Linked DNA regions of Homo sapiens: region 2 is linked to region 1. A link is a contact called in ENCODE Hi-C or POLR2A ChIA-PET data. All regions are on one chromosome and are shown on one strand. Each heading gives the region's core, a stretch centred on a gene start or an enhancer-like site at or near the end of the contact. The rest is flanking DNA. Distances are from core to core; before and after follow the strand shown. Region 1 overlaps LOC105376205 (a long non-coding RNA gene). Region 2 overlaps LOC105376205 (a long non-coding RNA gene).

What was found. A loop is a pair of places that touch in the nucleus more often than their neighbours do. ChIA-PET counts read pairs that join two places held with the same protein, here RNA polymerase II (POLR2A). Pooled maps may share reads with other maps.
Region 2: a map of heart left ventricle shows a loop between it and region 1 (6-fold over the local background). The contact joins two enhancer-like sites. A Hi-C loop is called at or near these places in 8 of 168 maps with a recorded cell type or tissue (Caco-2, cardiac septum, endothelial cell of umbilical vein and 3 more) and 11 of 50 pooled maps. POLR2A ChIA-PET finds 5 or more read pairs at or near these places in 4 of 52 experiments (Panc1, WTC11, activated T-cell and 1 more).

The regions. Positions count from the first base shown.
Region 1 is chr9:107,598,369-107,602,130 of GRCh38, forward strand. The region is part of intron 5 of LOC105376205 (a long non-coding RNA gene); the gene reads left to right. Among named protein-coding and RNA genes, the nearest start is that of KLF4, 110 kb to the left of the region's middle. Within about 2 kb of position 2,128, at least 4 of the 41 ENCODE cell types and tissues checked have a DNase peak (open chromatin) inside an H3K27ac peak, as active enhancers do; they include ovary, where a contact is called at or near this core.
Region 2 is chr9:107,636,314-107,640,136 of GRCh38, forward strand. All of the region lies in intron 8 of LOC105376205 (a long non-coding RNA gene), which reads left to right. Among named protein-coding and RNA genes, the nearest start is that of KLF4, 150 kb to the left of the region's middle. RefSeq lists enhancers at 700-1,248, 1,249-1,797. Within about 2 kb of position 1,483, at least 30 of the 41 ENCODE cell types and tissues checked have a DNase peak (open chromatin) inside an H3K27ac peak, as active enhancers do; they include ovary, where a contact is called at or near this core.

The DNA.
Region 1 (3,762 bases), core at 878-3,377:
TCTCCCAGTCACCCAGCCAAGCAGCTGGACCTATCTCCATTTTACAGTTGTGGAAGATGAATCCAAGCTTTAATCTTTCATTCCCCTGCTAGACCAAGGAATGCAGAAATACCTAAAGAAACATCTGGAAGTAAAAGATGCTGCCACAAAGAAGTTCAACTACTTCTTTGTCTCTTCCTTTTGGGGTGATTTTTCTTTCACTTTACTTGTTCTTGTAAAGAATCTTCCTACCTTTCCATTGCCCCTTCCCTCCCACCCACTCTACCCCTGTCATTCTCCTTAGTTGATCTGGAGTGGATGCAGAGGGACCTACATTTGTTTCAGCATAATTCACTCGTCAGCCTTTTATTCAGGTGCTGACTTATCCGGTTGTAAATTCAGTCATTCATTCCATGCTCATTTCCTGTTCTCCTTCTATGTTCAACACCAAGCTCCATGCTGTGGATTCAAAGGTGGTCGTGGTGTGGTCCAGATCTTCAAAGCCCTCATAATCTAGTGGGGAAAGAAGAGATGCAAGCAAGCAGTTTCTAATTAACATGATGAGAGCTCCTAGAGAGGGACTTACACTGTGTTGCAAGAACATAAGGAACAAAAATCAACCTGAAGATAGGCCAGGCACAGTGGCTCACATCTGTGATACCAGCACTTTAGGAGGCCGAGGCAGGTGGATCACTTGAGGTCAGGAGTTTGAGACCAGCCTGGCCAACATGGCGAAACCCCATCTCTACTAAAAATACAAAAAAATTAGCTGGCCATGGTGGTGCCTGTCTGTAGTTCCAGCTACTTGGAAGGCTGAGGCAGGAGAATTGCTGGAACCCGGGAGGCAGAGGTTGCAGTGAGCCAAGATTGTGCCACTGTACTCCAGCCTGGGTGACAGAGCAAGACTCTGTCTCAAAAAAAGAAAACAAAAACAAAAACTAACCTGAAGAAATCATGGAAGACCTCCTAGAGAAAGTGTCACGAGAGTTGGGAACTGAAGCAAAAATAGGAGTTTATTAATTTCTCTTTAATTCCTTTAAAGACCATATCAGTGGTCTAGACCCACCTGCTTCCAGTCTCCTGCATTTAAGCAGACATTCTCCATGTCACATACCTGGCCTTTCCTGACAATAGCTGTTGAGACCAGAGATTGACCTCAGGCCCCAAGTAAGCTAATTCTTAGATAGGCTGGAGATCATTGATTAGTGGCCTGACTTGAAAAGTTGAGCTCAGCCAATCAGATTCCTTCTTCGGGAAGTTAGACTTGGGAAGAGAGGGATGGATCTAGTTGGTGCTGGTGCTGCATTTGCAAATATGCAAGGTAGAATTGGGAAGCCACAATGATTGTCTACCAGTGAAGGTGTAGGGACACTAAAGCAACAAGGAAACAGGAGACGCCTAGGGAGAAAGCAGAGATGTAGCGAGGGCTAGAGAGTCCAGTGACTTCAGAAACAGAAAAAACATTAGGAGCTGCCGGGGGTGACAATGTTTCTCAGTCCCCACTGTGGCCCTTCCTGTCCTGGAATGTCTGCATGAGACCACTGAACAGCCCCACATACATTCCCCGTCCTTTAAAAATGAGCTTAAATGAGCCTTGGTTCTTGAAACCCAGGGTCTTAGCTATAACAATATTCCAAAAATGTTTTCATGGAGAGCAGGGCTTTTCTAGTTGAGTAAGAAGAAGAGAGAGGTGATAGTGGAACATTCTAAAATAACCAACGTTAGCTCTGAGAGGGTGGGAGGTTCAGTTTGGCTGGGCCTAGAGTCAGTGATGGGGCTGGTAAAATCTGGAGCCAGACTGGAAGGGCTTTGAGAAGACACCTTCGTCTTCGTAATTTATGGTGAAATTGTAGTAACAACAAGTCAGTTCTACAAGTAACACTAGTAAATCAGGATGCACAAGACAGGGCTTTGCCAGGAATGAGCCCATCCATTTCCCTTTTATTCCTGGCCTCACTTTATAGGTAGTTCTCATCAGAGGCATTTTATCTTGGCTGAACTTTTGGCAATGGCAAAGCTGAGGGAAATGCTTTTTTTTTTTTTTTTTTTAAACAAGCCTCCACCTTTTTACAGGCCCCTCTTGCCAGCACTTTCTGTTATCAGGAGCTGGGAGATTTCATAGTTCTCATTTGTCATTGAACTAGAGTGTTTTCCTGTCCTGCCTCTTCCCAGGGGTGTTGACCTTGGAAAAGTGACTCAGTCTCCTTGAATCTCATTTTCTTTACTTGTAAATGAGGGTAATTATATTTACCCAGCTGAATTCTAGGGTGGTGCTTTTCCAACTTTCTCTGGGGAACCACCAGGGATTTTTTTTTTTTAATTCATTTATTTATCTTTTTTTTTTTTTTTTTTTTTTTTTTTTTTTGAGACAGGGTCTTGCTCTGTCACCCAGGCTGGAGTACAGTGATGTGATCTTGGCTCACTGCAACCTCCACCTCCCAGGTTCAAGTGATTCTCCTCCCTCAGCCTCCCGAGTAGCTGGGACTATAGGTGCACGCCACCACACCTAGCTAATTTTTGTATTTTTAGTAGAGACGGGGTTTCACCATGTTGACCAGGCTCGTCTTGAACTGCTGACCTAAAGTGATCCACCTGCCTGGGTCTCCCAAAGTGCTGGGATTACAAGCTTGAGCCACCACACCCGGCCTATTTATTTTAATTTTTTATTTTTCAATCCGTGATGAACCAGTACAAGCATGCAGCTTGGGCCATATGCAACCTGAGTTCAACAGCACCCAAACTAGTCTAGACCCCATTCCAGAAGACAAGTCTGCTAGTCACATGCTTGAATGTTATTGCACTGTTAAAACACTAGAGAGGTTTCTAACATGTTGCTTTCAATTCTGTGTTTATTATTGTGAACTGGAAACGCGTAGTTCGCAGACTAGCATCAGTCCATGGACCAGATTCGAGCGACACTGCCTTAGTAGTCTTACGAAATCCAATCAAGGCAACTTATGGGGTAGGGCTTTGGGACTGAGGGTGTGCTTTATATGTAACTTGCATATGTGAACCGTGTTTATGGGATCATAATGTAATGCCGATCTCATGTTTCCTGAATGTTTGTAACTCTTTCTTTGTCTTCTCTGGTTATATTCTTGGGCTGACAATGTTTTCTGGTATGTCCTTTTCTCTTTGCTTGTGACTTGGCATTCTATTCTGCACTGGAACACAGTATGTCCGCATACAAAGGCTGCAGGTTTTAGAGTCAGGGTTGGAGCTAGAATTTGGGCTCTGATACTTTCTAGTGATGAGATGTTGGACAAATTGTTTGATTGTCCCTCAACTTCTGCATTAATTTAATTTAACTTAATTAATTTATTTTTTTGAGACAGGGTCTGGCTCTATCACCCAGGCTGGAGTGCAGTCATGATAACTTGGCTCACTGCAACCTCCACCTCCTGGGCTCAAGCCATCCTCCTACCTCAGCCTCCTGAGTAGCTGGGACTACAGATGTGTACCGCCACACCTGGGTAATTTAAAAATTTTTTTAGAGATGGGGTTTCACTTTGTTGCTCAGGCTGGTCTCCAACTCCTGAGCTCAAGTGATCAACCCACCTAGGCCTCCCAAAGTGCTGGGATCACAGGCTTGAGCCACTGCCCTCTTTTCTATTAACAGAGTGCTGATAATACCTAGCTGGTGGCTATTGTGAGAATTAAATGATTTAATGTGAAAAACCATGTCTTGTGTCTAGTAGGTACCCAGTAAAGCAGCTTGCTTTGCTCTTGTACTCTGATGACATTTTTGTCTGTCTTACATTCTGTGTGATTTGGAGGCTCAGG
Region 2 (3,823 bases), core at 233-2,732, 37 kb after region 1:
CACCCAGCTGTGTTACCTTGGGCAGTTTTTCTCTGCACTACAGTTTCCCTACATACAAGGCAGGGATGATAATGATACCTGCAGACTAGGGTAGTTATAAGGACTAAATGAGATCATGCTTATATGATCACTAAAGATATGACCAGCATACCTCATCCCAATGTGTTTTTAAGTGCTGCTTATCACCTTCCACAACCCACCCCCACCCCCCATTCACTCAATCCAACAATTATGGATTGAGTATTTTCAGTCTTAGGCATTGTGCTGGGTGCTTAGATTCAGAAAAATCTTGCCAGACTCCGGGGTCTCCATCCCCATAGATGGTTAAATTCCCAAATCTCCCAAAATGGAAGTTCTTTGCCTCTTCTACCCAGATAAATAGGTATTTGCTATCTCTGGATTAGCGGTGAATGTCTGTTCATTTTTCATCAGCACATCTGGTTTTTAGGTGAAAAGCTGCCAGGAATTTTGAAACATCTTGTTACTTTAGACATCAGAAGGCAGGGAGATTTCCCATTATTAAATGGATGTGAAAACTTCTTTGTGCCCCAGGGCTAGGGCAAACCTGAGATTTCATAGGTCAGTGAAAGCTCACCATCATTGTTTTTGCTTGGTAATAATTTTATTTAGGGAGGAGGAAGAAGAGAGGGTAGGGGGTTTCCAGAATGATAAAGCAATGTGCCAATGTCATGCAGTTTCGAGAGGCCACTGAGGTGGTAGGGAAAGCATTGCCCATGTGTGGCTCCATCTCCCCGAGCCTCAGTTTCCCATTGTGTAAGATAAGGATAACAGAACTTCCTGTGTAGTGTGGGTTGAGGTTTCAAGGAGAGCATGAATGTGGAAACACATCAGTGCCTTTTGCCTGCTAAATGCTTCTTGTTTATTTCCAGCCCTGCCACATGTTTGCAAATCTTTGCAATGTGCAGTTGGAAGGCAAAGTGGGGATAGAGAAGGCAGATTTGATTTGAGAGTTTGTGCACACAGTGGTGGGTCTGAGTTGGGGGCCTGGCTAGAAACAAGTGGCTTTTTTGGTGGCACCTTGTGCGCCTTCTCTTGAGACAGAGGCTCTGTAACCCCCCTCGGCATCAAACTTCGCACTACCCTCCCTTTGCCACGGCATCCTTCCTTCTCGTCTCCCGGGAGGCCGGACAGAGAACCCAGGCCCAGCCCCAGCCCAGCGAGCCTGAGCCAGACTGCCTCGGGCCGGTCTTGCTCGGCCTCCCTGGGGAATCTGGGAGGCTCAGCCAGGCCTGAGTCGGCCTGGGTCCCGAGGTCAAGGTCGGGGTCAGGGTCGGGGTCCGGTCGTACGCCCTAGCACTGCCTGCGGTGGGGCGCGCACAGTCGAGCGCGGGGCCTCCCCGCAGGCTGCGCTGCCTGCCGGGCGGCCTCGGGAACTGACCAGGCCGCGTGTGAGCGCCGGGATTCCTGATCCTGCCTTAAATATGCCGGTTATTTTTATCTCCCTACGTCAGGCAGCGAAGGCCATCCCACCGGTGGCCCAGGCGGCTGCTACACAATGTTTCCCTTTAGTCGGGAGGGGAAATGGAGGGAGGCCAGACTTCCTGATCACATGGTGCTGAAGTCAATGAAAAAAAATTAAGGGGGACCCCTCCCTTTTTCTTCAATGCCTGATCCAGATTCCCCCCTCCCCGCTCCCCCGACCCACCCCCTCTGGGCTCCGCGCGTCGGAGGGAAGCGCAGCCTCCCAGGCGGAGGGCCAGCGAGGCAGGAGAGCGCGCGCAAACATAAACACGAGACTGTTGCAGTAATTGGTGGCTCTGAAAACACTGAGGAAATGAGAGGCTTGTACGAAACATCAGCCGACAAGAAACGGGGTGATGTCAGACAGCCTTCCAGGATTAGAAACCCTTAAAAGCTCCGAGCCCGCGGCCGCTGCGGAAAACTCGGCTCTCCCGCTGTCCCGGGTAGGAAGCCGGGATTTCGCTTTTGCCCGACTCCCTCGGGGCACTCGCCCTCTCCTCTCTTCCTCGCTTTCTCGCTTTCTCTCTTTCTCTCTTTCTCTTTCTTTCCTTTCTCTCTCTTCTTTTTGTTTCTTTTCTTCTTTCTTTCCTCTTTTTCTTTTCCTTTTCTTTTCCTGTCTTTCCTCTTCTCCCTCTTGCGCCCCCCCCCCCACCCCCAACTTTTTCTCTTTCTGTTTCTCTGGCTGTCACTGTCTCTCTGTCTTCTCCCTGTCTTCTCTCTCTTCGTTTTTTTCTTTAACCTTCTTTATTAAAAAGAAAAGAAGAGGCCACATCAGAAGATTTCCATTTCTAAGGCACCTTGTACTTTTATATCTTTTCCCTCCTTTGAAACACCAAACAGGACCCAACTCCTAAACAAGTCCAAAGGGACAAGTAAAACTGGGGTGTCAGTCGCTTGAGTTTGTTATAACTTTCTCTTCTTCTCAGTGCCCTTCCTCACCCCCCTTTTCGGATTAGAAGTTCATATTGCAATAATTCGCCAACATGTTGGAAGGGCTGGAAATAAACAAAAAGCATTTACCAAGGACAACAGCCCACCCACCCTGAGATGGGGAAAATGCTTGCAAAAATCTGGCCGTTTCAGAAGAGAATATAGATTTCCTGGTAAAATATATCCCAGCCACCCAGCTAGTAACACTAGTGGCTGTTGCCCCATTTTCTGTTCATAGTATAATTAAGACTAAAAGTACTTACACGTATGTGTATACACACACACACACACACACACACACACCCTCCCTCCTCCAGGCCACAGGGCAGGGTAGCTAACAGCCAGTGAGCAGGGAGGATCTTGTACCACATCCAGCAGGAACTTGCGTGTGTCTTAAAGTTGGAGGCCAGTTACTCAGTGACATCTGTTCAGTGACATCAAAAGTGATGTCTGTCAAGCCTTTTTCTCTTCGTGTCTGCCAGGATTAATGAGGCAATGTTTGGAAAGGGCTTAAGCCCCCACCAAGAAAGGCACCCAAGACAGCTTTTCAAAGAATGATTTATGTCCAGCTTTATCTAAATAGGAACCGAAAAAGCATTTTTCTTGTCTGTAGAGCAGGTGAACTCAACACCTGACTTCTTGCTCAGGTGCATTTCAGAAGCTTTCAAATCTGCCTTATTAATTGGTCTGATACCTCTTTACCATGAAGGCACTTTTTTTTTTTTTCTTTCTTCCTGAGACCCCAGAAAAGGTCATATCAAGGCTGAGTTTGTACAACCTTGGAGGAATATGACTGGTTCCAAAGACTTGGTTTCCTTCACTGCTGCTTATGGTGAGAACAATGTCCCCCAACCTGAACCCTCCTCCCTCCCCTGCACACTCATAAATCTTGTGGTGATTTAGTTCCCCTCAATGCTTGACACTCCTAAGCTGTAGTAATTTGAGCCAAGCATACTTTCTGGTTTTATCCAGTATACCTGCGGTTATACCACTCACCGAGAAGTGGATCACAGCTCTGTTTTCAACTTCTTTTTTTTTGAGACACATTTTCACTCTTGTTGCCCAGGCTGGAGTGCAATGACATGATCTCGGCTTACCGCATCCTCCGCCTCCCGGGTTCAAGCCATTCTCCTGCCTCAGCCTCCCGAGTAGCTGGGATTACAGACATGCGTCACTGCACCTGGCCAATTTTGTATTTTTAGTAGAGACGGGATTTCTCCATGTTGGCCAGGCTAGTCTTGAACTCCCGACCTCAGGTGATCCACCCACTTCAGCCTCCCAAAGTGCTTGGATTACAGGCGTGATGGACTGTGCCCGGCCTGTTTTCCACTTCTTATGGGGACATTTTCCATCTCTGATATTTGTCTTGTGCTTTGCAATCCCAGGGGGCAGCCTCATCTCTTCCTAGTCC